2 separate regions of the Homo sapiens genome follow, and region 2 is linked to region 1. A link is an interaction called in ENCODE POLR2A ChIA-PET data of the cell type or tissue named here. Cell type or tissue: CD4-positive, alpha-beta T cell. All regions are shown on one strand. Each heading gives the region's core, and the rest is flanking DNA. Links, peaks and the distances in the headings are about the cores only. Region 1 overlaps MAN1C1 (mannosidase alpha class 1C member 1). Region 2 overlaps MAN1C1 (mannosidase alpha class 1C member 1).

The links. Peaks named below come from ENCODE experiments on the same cell type or tissue, not always from the same donor. Only the 100,000 strongest peaks of a DNase experiment are listed, where the experiment ranks them.
Region 2: POLR2A ChIA-PET joins it to region 1 with 6 read pairs; 4 of 35 experiments call an interaction of 5 or more read pairs at or near these places.

Annotation. Positions count from the first base shown.
Region 1 is chr1:25,708,145-25,714,444 of GRCh38, forward strand. The region is part of intron 2 of MAN1C1 (mannosidase alpha class 1C member 1); the gene reads left to right. Among named protein-coding and RNA genes, the nearest start is that of SELENON, 89 kb to the right of the region's middle. RefSeq lists enhancers at 1-429, 430-1,405. In CD4-positive, alpha-beta T cell, for the core only: no CTCF peak of the experiment used is centred there; a DNase peak (open chromatin) is centred at 3,577; H3K27ac peaks cover 330 bases.
Region 2 is chr1:25,621,222-25,627,521 of GRCh38, forward strand. All of the region lies in intron 1 of MAN1C1 (mannosidase alpha class 1C member 1), which reads left to right. Among named protein-coding and RNA genes, the nearest start is that of MAN1C1, 7.6 kb to the left of the region's middle. RefSeq lists an enhancer at 130-630. In CD4-positive, alpha-beta T cell, for the core only: CTCF peaks have their summits at 1,497, 1,710 and 1,926; DNase peaks (open chromatin) are centred at 840, 1,510 and 3,150; H3K4me3 peaks cover 1,582 bases; H3K27ac peaks cover 532 bases.

The DNA of each region.
Region 1 (6,300 bases), core at 846-5,845:
CTGGGCTGCTTGACTGAATATACTTACAGTTATTTCTTGACCATATGCTAAACAAGGGATGGATTATTCATGAGTTTTCCAGGGAAGGGGTGGGCAATTCCCTGAACTGAGGGTTCCTCCCTTTTTTAGACCATATATGGTAACTTCCTGATGTTGCCATGGCATTTATAAATAGTCATGGCGCTGGTGGGAGTGCCTTTTAGCATGCTAATATATTATAATTAGTGCCTAATGAGCAATGAGGACAATGGGAGGTCACTTTCATCACCATCTTGGTTTTTGTGGGCTTTGGCCAGCTTCTTTACCATAGCCTGTTTTATCAGCAAGGTCTTTGTGACCTGTATCTTCAGCTACCCCCGCCCATCTCATCCTGTGACTAAGAATGCCTAACCTCCTGGGAATGCAGCCCAGTAGGTCTCAGCTTCATTTTACCCAGTCCCTATTCAAGATGGAGTTGCAGCCAGGCACAGTGGCTCATGCCTGTAATCCCAGCACTTTGGGAGGCCGAGGCAGGCGGATCACCTGAGGTCAGGAGTTTGAGACCAGCCTGGGCAACGTGGAGAAATCCTGTCTCTACTGAAAATACAAAAATTAGTTGGGCAGTTGCTGCGCTCCTGTAATCCCAGCTACTTGGGAGACTGAGGCAGGAGAATCACTTGAACCTGGGAGGTGGAGGTTGCAGTGAGCTGAGATTGCACCACTGCACTCCAGCCTGGGCAACAAGAGCGAAACGCTGTCAAAAGAAGAAAAAAAAAAGCCACTGGCTTGGAAAGTATCTGAGAAAGTCCCTGGTAAATTTCATTCCACTCCAACTGGGGTCTTGGCACTTGCATTTTCCTGAGCCCAGCCCCAGGGACCGCAGGAATCCATACATCTGCAGGGATGAGACACAGCCGATGCCCACCGCCATGCAGAAGCCTAACACCTACTAGGCTGAAAGTCACCCCAGGGCACTAAGCCAGGGAGGGTTGAAGGGGGTGGAAGATCATCAGGGAGAGAGTAGGTTTTCCTATTTGAGAAGTGAAAGGCGGTATAGACGGCTGTCCTCCATGCCTTGGATTGTAGGTGGCATTTACTGCTCAAGGAGAAGGGACACTCAGAGACCTGATGCAGAACACGGAGGAGGCAGTAAGACCGGCTAAGCTAGGTGAGTTTAGGAAAGTCCAGCAGGGCCACCTACTTATTTTGCAGTCATAAAAACAGCAGCTCCAGGCCCTCAATGCTGGCATGTAGTAGGTACTCAATAAATGTCTGCAGAAGCAATGAATGAGTCCTGTCAAAAGTAACAGTACTGAATCAAACCAGTGTTCTGGGAGGCAGGCACGCAGATGTTTCTTGTCCACCCTAACTCTCCAGCTCCAAAGCCCATGCTCTTACCCAGGGCTCTGTGAGCCCTATTCAGTTGTGTTAATCAGATGTGGCTGCATTGCCTCCCCGCCGTCTTGGTTACAGTAAATGTCCTTTAAGTTGCAAGGGCCTGGGGTGGCAGGGGTAGAGGAATGCATGAAGATTCCTCACCAATGCCTGATACTGTCAGTCTTCGTAACGTTAGCCTTTCTAGCAGAAGGAAACTCTATCTATCTATCTATCTATCTATATTTATTTATTTTATTTTTTTGAGATGGAGTCTCACTCTTGTCGCCCAGACTGGAGTGCAGTGGCATAGTCTCGGCTCACTGCAACTTCTGCCTCCCGGGTTCAAGCGATTCTCCTGCCTCAGCCTCCCGAGTAGCTAGGATTACAGGCGCCCGCAACCACGCCCAGCTAATTTTTGTATTTTTAGTAGAGACAGGGTTTCACTGTGTTGGCCAGGCTGGTCTCGAACTCCTGACCTCAGGCGATCTGCCTGCCTTGGCCTCCCAAAGTGCTGGGATTACAGGCATGAGCCACTGAGCCCAGCTGGAAACACTATATTCTTGTTGAGCCCCTGGAAGTTTATTTATATACTCATTCTGCATTTTTGTTCAATCCATACTCTGCTAAGCACTGGAGAAAACAGAGGTGAGTAATCATTGCTGTTCTCCCACTGGCATGGGTCAGACAGCTGGGGTGGGAATCCTGCTCTGCCACTTCCTAGATTTATTGACCTTGGGTAAATTAATCTCACTGAGCCTCTGTTTCCACATCTGTAAGATGGGGTTGGTACCTCAAACAAGTGTTGAGAAGATGAACTGCAATGTCATATGTAAAAGCCTGGCCTGCCCAGGCATTCAGTAAATGTTCACTGTGCTTGTTGTTGTTCATTCATCTTGCCTGCTGGCTGACAAATGGTAACAGGCACCAAAGGTTTAAGAAAGCTGTGTCAGAACAGACCTTAATAATAATAGTTGCTAACATTTATTGAACATGTACTGTGTGCCAAGTGCTATTCTAAGTACCTTTTATAGATTACTATTAATATTAAAAATCCTATTGATTTCTGTAATTTTTTACAGAGTGGGGAAAGGCTACTATGGTTTGATTTTCATGGAAACACTTGGTTGTAAATTGCGGGGACCCAGTGGCTTTCTGGAAGCATGATTCTAGAACCTCAGAGGTAGCAGGATAGGAAATAGCGAGATAGACTTTCCCTTGTCGTGGCTGCTCAGTGACCTTCAAGTACCTGCTGCTGCCCTTTGTTCAGAACCTGAAGGCTGATGACTTAGTAAAGATGAAAACAATGAATTCTTAAAGAAAGGTCAAGGTTGAGTATAGTTGATGGGACCCTGGGTGAGTGGTTTCTTACTTGGACTCTTGCGTTGGCAGCTGTGGTCTTAGGGAAGGTCTCTCCCCTCTCTAGGCCTCGGGGTCCTCACTTGTTTGGAAGGCTGAACTCATTGTATCAACTAACGGTTGCTGTGTAACAAACCACCCTGAAACTTAATGGCTTAAACAAAGACCATTTATTATTTCTTGAGTCTGTGGGTCTTAGCTAGGCCAGGATTGGTCTAGGATGGCTTTGGTTAGATGACTCAGCTCTGTTCCATGTGGACCTGGACTTCTCTCATGGCAGAGATAGGGTCCAAAAGAACAGACAGAAGCACACAGTCTCTTAAGACCTAGGCTCAGAACTGGCACACAGTCACTTCCTCTGCATCCTGTTGGTCAGAGTAAGTTAATTGGCCAGCCTGGACACAAGGAGTGAAGAGAGAGACTCCATCTCTTGATGGGAACAACCGCTAAGTCTCATGGCCAAAGTCAGGGCTACAGGGAGAAGTAGGACACCAGGAACATTTTTGCCTTCTATCACACCAGACTCCTTCCCACTCAGACATCTCTAAAGTCAAATCGCTCATGGATGGGTCAGTGTGGGAGAAAGAAGTTGAATTCTCATCTCCTCAGGCCAAAGCTGGACATGCCTTTCCTGGGTTTGAGATAAATGGACCAGATACCTGGTCCCTGTTGGTGCTGAGCTCAGCTCCGTTTGATCAAAAGGACAGAACTAAAGGACATATTTTTATTGAAGCACTCATTCTGCATGTATTGAGCACCACTGTGTGCCAGGCCCTGCTCCCTGCGGCCCCGCCCCTCCTCCCTGCGGCCCCGCCCCTCCCCTGCGTGCTGCAAGCCTGCCCCGGGCCCCACTTCCTCCCCTCCTCCGTGGGTGCGCAGCCCAGGCCACTGCTTGTCTTGGTGGGAGGAAGTGATCAGTCTTTGCAAGCCGTGCTGTCCTGTGTGTGAAAGAGGATACTTTCTTTATTTTACTAAAAGATTCCTTTCATTCAGATCATGAGACAGAATTGGGAAATTTAAAAATTTGGTCTTTAAGAAGAGATGTGTAAACAGCTTTCAGGAATGTTTGTTTAAATGGACTCACAGTGAGTGTGTCAGGGAGCGCCATCCCTCTGCCCAGGCCCTGCTCATCCTGATGCAGACCACAGAGGAGGCGACAAGACCAGCTAAGCTGGGTGAGTTTAGGAAAGTCCAGCAGGGCCACCTACTTATTTTGCAGTCATAACAACAGCAGCTCCAGGCCCTCAATGTTGGCATATAGTAGGTGCTAAATAAATGTCTGCAGAAGTAATGAATGAATCTTGTGGAAAGTAACAGTACTGGATCAAACCAGCGTTCTGCTATGCTCGGCCGGCGTCTTGGCAGGGGAGCTCTTTTGTCTGGCTCCCCACGTCTAACCTCCAGTTATAGAAGACATTTTTGGGTGGTTTGCACATACTAACGTGCCCGTTAGGCACCTTGTTGATTTCACTTGCTGTAAAGCCCCTGGGGAAGCCCCTGGGTGGGCTGCTCTCAGGGAGGGTCTGGAGAGGAGATGGGCCACTTATGGAGCTTTCCACAGCAGCCCCAGCCTAGCAGAAGAAGTGAGTGAGCACATAGGCTCATGCTGGTAATCTGGGGCGGCTTCCTGGGAGAAGGGGCCTTGGCCTGTTGGGAGGGTTTGTAAAGGTGGCAGAAAGGTGAGCTATCCTGATGGTTCTAGCATGTTTAGAGGTCTTTGTGAAACTGCTTACCTGTCTTGAGTCCCTTCTCCTTGAGCAGTAAATGCCACCTACAATCCAAGGCATGGAGGACAGCCATTCAAACCGCCTTTCACTTCTCGAATAGGAAAACCTACTCTCTCCCTGATGATCTTCCACCCGCTTCAACCCTCCCTGGCTTAGTGCCCTGGGGTGACTTTCAGCCTAGTAGGTCTTAGGCTCCTGCATGGCGGTGGGCATCGGCTGTGTCTCATCCCTGCAGATCTGTGGATTCCCACGGTCCCTGGGGCTGGGCTCAGGAAAATGCAAGTGCCAAGACCCCAGCTGGAATGGAATGAAATTTACCAGGGACTTTCTCAGATACTTTCCAAGCCAGTGGCCTTTTGATATTGACTTGGGATTAAACTCCCCACTGCCTCAGATACTAGGATCATCTATGCAGTTGTCCAATATTTTATATTTTAGAAATACTTTGATATGAATCTTCTTGCATAATCCTTCTAACCTTACCCCTTTGAGGCTGGCCAGAGTTAGGAACTAGTCTTCCCATTTTCCCATTACAGATGGGGAAACTGAGGTCATTACAGATGAGGTAAATAACTTGCCTGGGGTCACACAGGCCTCCTGCCTGCCTCTCAGTCCAGTGCTCTTTCTACTATATGTCATGTCCTCTCATAATGAGGTGGGGGTGGGGAACAAGGAGATGGAGGGATGTGTTGGGTGCTTTTGTGTTACCACATTGCACCCTCATCACAGTCAGGTGAGATGGTGCCATACCCACTTTATAGATGAGGAAACAGACCCAGGTAAGCTGAGTGATTTGCCCAGCATAAGCATACCAAATGGCAAAGCAAAATTCATACGCAGGTTTTGAGTCTCCACAGCAGCAGGCAGAGACCTACTTTCTAGAAAGAGTTTATTAGGGTCCAGTCTAGTGGGTGAAACAGATAAGCAGGACACGACAGTGCACAATCTAGGCACAGGCTCTTGAAAGCAGCTCTCTGGAGGCTGGAACTATTTTGCTAGAGGTGTTTGGATGCTGCTGTCTAACCCGAGACATGGAGTTTATATAGGACTGTTGGGCCCTAAGCCTTCCTGATTCATATGAGGTCTGAAAAGAGGCCCATGGATGTGCCTCATCTCCGGCCTCTGTTCAGACTAGGGTACACAGACACATAAATCGTTATAATGCAGCCTGCACAGGTGATCAGAGGGCCATGGAGAAGGCATTCCTTGGGCTCAGTTTAACACAGCACCAGAGTTTGGACTTCGCTGGGCCCAGTGTCTGCTCTTTGCTGCCGGGAACCAAGGCTCCAGGTTCCTCATGCACTTGCAAGTGACTGGAGCTTCCGAGGGAGTTAAATCAACCTTCGTGTTTCCTGTAGCCCCTCCTCAAATAGACACACCAGCTGGCATTTTTCCTTAAATACCACTCATTTTTAAAAGGGGAAAAAAATGTTGGTGGCTTTGAAATAGATCACACTTTAAAATGCAGCGTAGCAGAGAGTCAGTTCAAATTATTCTCTTAATAGAGTTCTTCAGAGTGAGGAAGTGATGAGGGAACATAATCACTTCTTTTGTCATATGGGCGAAATCTGAGGACTGCGATTCATTTGTCTGCAAATGTGTCTCTTCGGTACAAATTGCAGCAAGCAATCCATTCCCAGGGTAAATGGTCTTTAATTAAAGTCAGTCAGTTGTCTTGGATGGTTAGGGGAGGAGAGGGGTTTGAAGCACAAACTAATACACACTTTTATCCCTTCAAAAATAAAAAAGAATATATTTCTAAGTGACATTGACTCCTTGATTTGATAATTAGGGAAAAGCTTTGTTTATAAGTAAAACTATTCTGGCTCTTATTCATGAATAAAAATGTTTGCAGTAAGGC
Region 2 (6,300 bases), core at 609-5,608, 87 kb before region 1:
ATCAGGGACAATGGTGTGGTGGTAGTGGTGGTGTTGATGGGGTCGTGATGTTCACTGCTGTATCTCTGTCTAGCACCTATCCAAGAATAGATATTCAGGCAGTTGGTTAAGTTAATTATTCCCATTACCCTCAGCTTGGAATCACGAAGAGTAAAGGTGTTGGCTGGAATGTAAAGGGGTGAAGGCTTGGTAGTAGCCTTGCCTTTCAGATCTGAGGATAATATAGGAAATGGGGGATGTCATTCATAGGCGGGTTTCTTATGGATTCAAGTTCAAACAGACTTGTCTCACACATGGGAATGTACAGCTTTTCAGGGTTATATCTCAGTGGAAGAATTCAGACTGCTCTGGGTCCTACCCATGATGCTTGGTTGTGTTTTTGTTGTTGTTGTTTTTTTTGTTTGTGTTTGTTTTTTTTTTAAGACGGAGTCTTGCTCTGTCGTCGAGGCTGCAGTGCAGTGGCGTGGTCTTGGCTCACTGCAGCCTCCGCCTCCCAGGTTCCAGGTTCAAGCGATTCTCATGACTCAGCCTCCCAAGTAACTGGGATTCCAGGCGCCCCACCACACCTGGCTAATTTTTGTATTTTTAGTAGAGACGGGGTTTTGCTGTGTTGGCCAGGCTGGTCTCGATCTCCTGACCTCAGGTGATCCACCTGCCTCAGCCTCCCAAAGTGCTGAGATTACAGGCACGAGCCACCGCGCCTGGCCAGTGCTTGGTTGTTGTTCTGGGGAACCTCAGTTCCTTCCAGTGAAGGGGGCTTTTTATAAAAGGGAATTAGGCTGGCTGGGGCACTGAGAACGCGGTACTGGAGTTGGGACTTGCCCTTGCCCATATGGTGTTTTCAAACAAACCACAGAAAGGGCTCCTTCCTCTGGTTAGGTGCAGCACCAGCATCACTCCAGAGTGCAGGGCTGGGTGAGGAGAATGTGGATTGAATTTCCCCACCTTCCCTGTGCTGTTGGCCCAGTGTTCTTACAAACCACTGTATGCTGCAGTTCTGTTAAGAATCCAAGCTGGGTCAAGTCCTAGCTGTTCCATCAACTCTGATTGGAAATTCCTGTTTATTACTGGGCCTCAGTCTTCATGGTAAACCAAGAGGCTGGCATTTAGGGGACCCTTCTCTCTTCTCTTCCACCTCTTTACTGTTTGTTTATGGATCTGCCCAAGCACCTAGAATAGGGTCTGACATTTAGTTGGAACTCACCTACTTTAATGAATGGCTACATTAAAGATCCATAAACTAACAGTTAAGATTGCTAGTGGCTAAGGCTGGGTCTTCTCCCTTAGGGTACCTGGAATTCAAAGGACCCTCACAGTAAGAGCTGTAGTCAGGTTTAGGGGCTTAGCGGCTCAGTGACCCAAGAGGCCTTTTAGAAGTTGCAGCAATTTTCTGAGGGTAAATCTGACTTGAGGGAGTGGAGGTGACACTCGTGAGTAAAATCTCTCATGCCTAGAGAGCAGGCATCGGAGGGTGCCTGTGACTTGGCAGGGAGGGAGCACCCCAGCTCTTGCCCTCTGTGCCTGCTGTGTTCAACCACCAGGGTATTGCTGGTTATGATATGTGACAGTGTCTGAATAAGTCATCTTGGCAAATGATCTTTGCTCCCCATTAACGGGCTGGTTCGTTAGTCATGTGTGATTTTTTTCTGTTTTCTCTGTATATCTGATTTATCGTCACTAGTGCCAGGGACAGGTAGGAAAATTAAAAGGCTTTGTAGCATGTGAATCTGAGCCTGTGAGATGTTCAGGATAATTAATATTAGGAACAGCTCAGATTTAAATAGCTTTCCTTCCAAGAGCTCTGTTTGAGTTGTAAATCCATTCAAGATCCTTTCCCTTCTCCCTGGCCCTTCAGTCTCTTCCGTTTCCCTCTTGTCCTGCTCTACCATGCATTTAACATAGGTGGAGACTGGCCTGTAATAACTGGACAGGCCCCTTGGAAAACCCTTACATCCTCAGCCCAGCCATACGCCTCCTCCTTCCGTAGGACCAAGTGTGCAGTTGAGTAAAGCTTAGCACTTGTCCCTACCAGGTATACAACTTAACTCCCACACGTTGGTTGTGTCTCTGCTTTCATTTCTAGTTGTACCATTTGAGGGAATTAGGCATTCCAGGAGCAATTGCTTCTTAGGCCCCATATTCTTAACTCTGTCTTTAGTGTCAGGGCTAGAAACAAATAGAAGGATGATTTTTAAAAGTCTGCTGCCTATTTCACAGTATAGTTAGTGGTGGTGGGGGGGGGTAAGAATATAGATTCCCCTGTGGTTTTCACAGTGACTGATTTACATCCGAGTTCAAGAAATGCTTTTTCTCTAGCTTTCCCAGAAGACAGATCCATTACTCCACCAAAAATAAATATTGTGATATATATCAGGCATACTTTGCTCAAAGGGACTTACATCTTTTCTCTTATTGAAAAAAATAAATCAGTCTTGCAGATTGTAAAGCCCCTGTGTAGGGAAGCTGCTTGGTAATCCAGGTGAGCACCCAGCCTTGTGGATACTGACGCTGGCTTGGAGAAGAAACCTCTTTTTGCATCCTAAGTTGAATCTGTGTTAGAGGAAGTGTTGGGAGCTTTAGGCTCTCCCTGCGTTGCTTTCAGTGGCAAAATTGGGAAGGATTTCCCAAGGGAATGATGGACGTAGGCTAGTTGCCTCAGGCGAGCTCATGGATTTATGATTACATTTCTTGAAAATAGGGGCCATGCATGGAGCAGGGACAAGTGTCATGAGTCAAGGATTGTTGTCTTTCCGGTTCTGTGCACCTGCAGTCCAAAAAGACCAGGATCATTCAAACAATAAGCCCTGGTTCTTGATTCTCTGCTATTCCTGGGCCAAGCAAGGCCTTTATGCATAAACATTTGCATAATTTGGGGAAAAGAAACAACAAATGTTCTTAGCTCTGTATTGCCATGCAGATGATGGTAAGAAGCCAAACGGGAGACTCCTCAAAGAATTCCAAGGACTCAAGGAACTTAGGCCCCTCCGTCTTCCTCCTCACTCCCCCTTCACTCTGGGGGCTGGTCAGTAGCTCAGACAGCAGGGTTTTGGATGTCCTAAATGTAGAGTTGATGCAACTGAGATTGCTGTTAAGTCAGACCTGCTTTGGTGTCTCCACCCTCAAAGAGAATAGAAGCCACAGAGACCACAGCCTCAGTGTGGGGACTCAGTTGCGGGTGTTTCCTCCCCTAGAAGGCTGTTGCCTAAGATTTGATTGAGAGCTCCCCACACTTGGCAGGCAGGTGGTCAAAACAGTTCTTACTCACAAGGGGGTCTGAATTTCTTAACTTGGAATCTTCTTTAATTAAAGGCTACAACCAGGGCAATTGTCCATCTGTTTTAGTGGTAACTTTTACAGAAGAAACTTTGCTATATTGATTAGTGCCCGCCTTGATAGATGATCAATAATTGTGCTTTTATCTGGCATCTTCTTGGGAGTCAGCTGCTGCCAAGGTGAACCTTCTGGGCAAACAATTGTCACTAAATAGCAACCATTTTCAATGGCCAAATAAAAGGAAGTTTTTCTCTCCTCCTTCCACCTCTGCCATCTTCTTAAGCATCATGCTAAACACAAATCATTCTTGCTGGCCTCGTGGTCGCCATAAAATCCACTGTGCAATGCAGCGATGTCCTGTTGGGGCTGATGGGTTGTATCACTAAGACTGTTTGCTTCCCAATGTTTGTTCTTTGTGATCTCATCTTATTTTTTATACAACAACCTTGTGTTGTAGCTACTATTTAAGTATAATTTATTAATACATATAGCGAAATGCACAGATTTTTTTTTTTTTTTTTTTTTTTTTGAGATGGAGTCTTGCTCTGTCTTCCAGGCTGGAGTGCCGTGGCACAATCTCTGCACACAGCAACCTCTGCCTCCTGGGTTCAAGCAATTCTCCTGCCTCAGCCTCCCGAGTAGCTGGGATTACAGGCACCTGCCACCATGCCCAGCTAATTTTGTATTTTTAGTAGAGATGGGGTTTTGCCATGTTGGCCAGACTGGTCATGAACTCCTAACCTCAGGTGATCCATCCGCCTCAGCCTCCCAAAGTGCTGGGATTACAGGTGTGAGCCGCACCCAGCCAAATGCACAGATCTTAAATATACAGTTTGCTGTATTTTCAGAAATGCAGAAAACCGTGTAGACCACAGTTGTATCATATACAGAACATTTCCATCATCTCAGAAAGTTCCTTTGCTCCTTGCCAGACGATTCCCCCATCATCAACCTCTCACCTAGCCCCTATCACAGTCTTGATTTCTATTAGCTGAGATTAGTTTTGCCTGTTCTAGAACTTCAGAAAAATGGAGTAGTAAGCCAGGTACAATGGCTCATGCTTGTAATTCTAGCACTTTGGGAGGCTGAGGTGGGAGGATCACATGAAGATAGAAGTTCAAGACCAGCTTGGGCAACATAGCAAGACCCTGTCGCTCTCTCTTTCTCTATATATAAAATAATCAGGCGTGGTAGTGTACACCTGTGTTCCCAGCTACTCAGGAGGCTGAGGTGGGTGGATTCATTGAGCCCAGGAGTCTGAAGCTGTAGTGAGTTTTGATCAGGCCACTGCACTCCAGACTGGGTGACAGAGGGAGACCCTGTCTCAAAGAAAAAAAAAGTACAAAATAAGTGGAATAGTACAGTCCATGCCCTGTGGACAAGGCTTCCTTCATTGAAGACAGTTTTTGAAATTGATCCATATTGTGCGTATCAGTACTTCATTCCTTTTTATTGTTGAGATGTATTCCATTGTATGATTATACCCCAATTTGTTTATTCGTTCACCTGTTGGCCTTTTGAGTTGTTCTGGCTATTGTGAATAAAGCTGCTATAAACATTTTATGTACAAGTCTGTGTGTGGGCATATGTTTTCATTTCTTCTGTATAACTAGGGGTGGAATTACTGGCCCATAGAGCAGATGTGTGATTGACTTTATAAGAAACTGGAAGCGCTTTCCCCAAGTAGTTAGACCATTTTATACTCCACCAGCAATATGTGAGAGTTCCGCATCCTTGCCAACACTTGTTATTGTCAGCCTTTTTAGGTTTATAGTGATATTTTGTTGTGGCTTTAATTTTTGTTTCCTTGTTAACTGTTGATATTGAATGTCCTTTTCATGTGTTTATTTGCTATTTCTTTCTTTCTTTCTTTTTTTTTTTTGAGATGGAGTCTTGCTCTGTTGCCCAGGCTGGAGTGCAGTGGCACGATCTCAGCTCACTGCAAGCTCTGCCTCCTGGGTTCACGCCATTCTCCTGCCTCAGCCTTCTGAGTAGCTGGGACTACAGGTGTCCGCCACCACGCCTGGCTCATTTTTTGTATTTTTAGTAGAGATGGGGTTTCACTGTGTTAGCCAGGCTGGTTTCAATCTCCTGACCTCATGATCCGCCTGCCTCGGCCTCCCAAAGTGCTGGGATTACAGGTGTGAGCCACTGCGCCCGGCCGTTTATTTGCTGTTTCTGTATCTCTCTTATAAATGTCTGTTTAAAACTTTTGTTCTTTTTTAATGTCAAAAACTGGTCTATTTACTGTCTTATTGAATTGCAAGAATGCTTCATATATTCTAGATACAAGTTCTTTAACAGATATATGTATTATAAATGTTTGTTCCCAGTCTATGGTTTGTCTTTTCATTTTCTTAATGGTGTCACTCAAAGAGCAGAAGTTTTAATTTTTATAAAGGCCAGTGTATCAGTATTTTCCTTTTGATGAGTGCTTTCTGTATCTAGTTTAAAAAAAACTTTGCCTACCCCAGGTTATGAATATTTTTTAATTCCAGAAGCTTGATCATTTCAGTATTTACATTTAGGTCTTTCATTGACTTCAAGTTAATTTTTGTATATAATGTAAGGTAGGAGTTAAAGTTCACTATTTGCTATTTAGATGTCCAGTTGTTTATCACTATTTGTTGAAAAAAACTTTCCTTTCCCTGCTGAATTGCTTTGATGCCTTCGCTGAACTAATTGACTATATACAATATGGTTTTGTTTCTGGATTTTTCCACTCTAGTGATTTATCTTTTATGTCATTCCATTCTTTTCTCTTCTCTTCTCTTCTCTTCTCTTGTCTTCTCTTCTTCTCTTCTCTTCTCTTTTTCTCGCTTTGTCGCCCAGGCTGGAGTGCGGTGGTGTGATCTCAGCTCACTCCACCTCCCAGATTCAAGCGATCTTCCTGCCTCAGCCTCCCAAGTAGCTGAGACTACAGGCATGAGCCACCACGCCCAACTAATTTTTGTATTTTTAGTAGAGACGGGGTTTTGCCATGTTAGCTAGGCTGGTCTCAAACTCCTGACCTCCAGTGATTTGCCC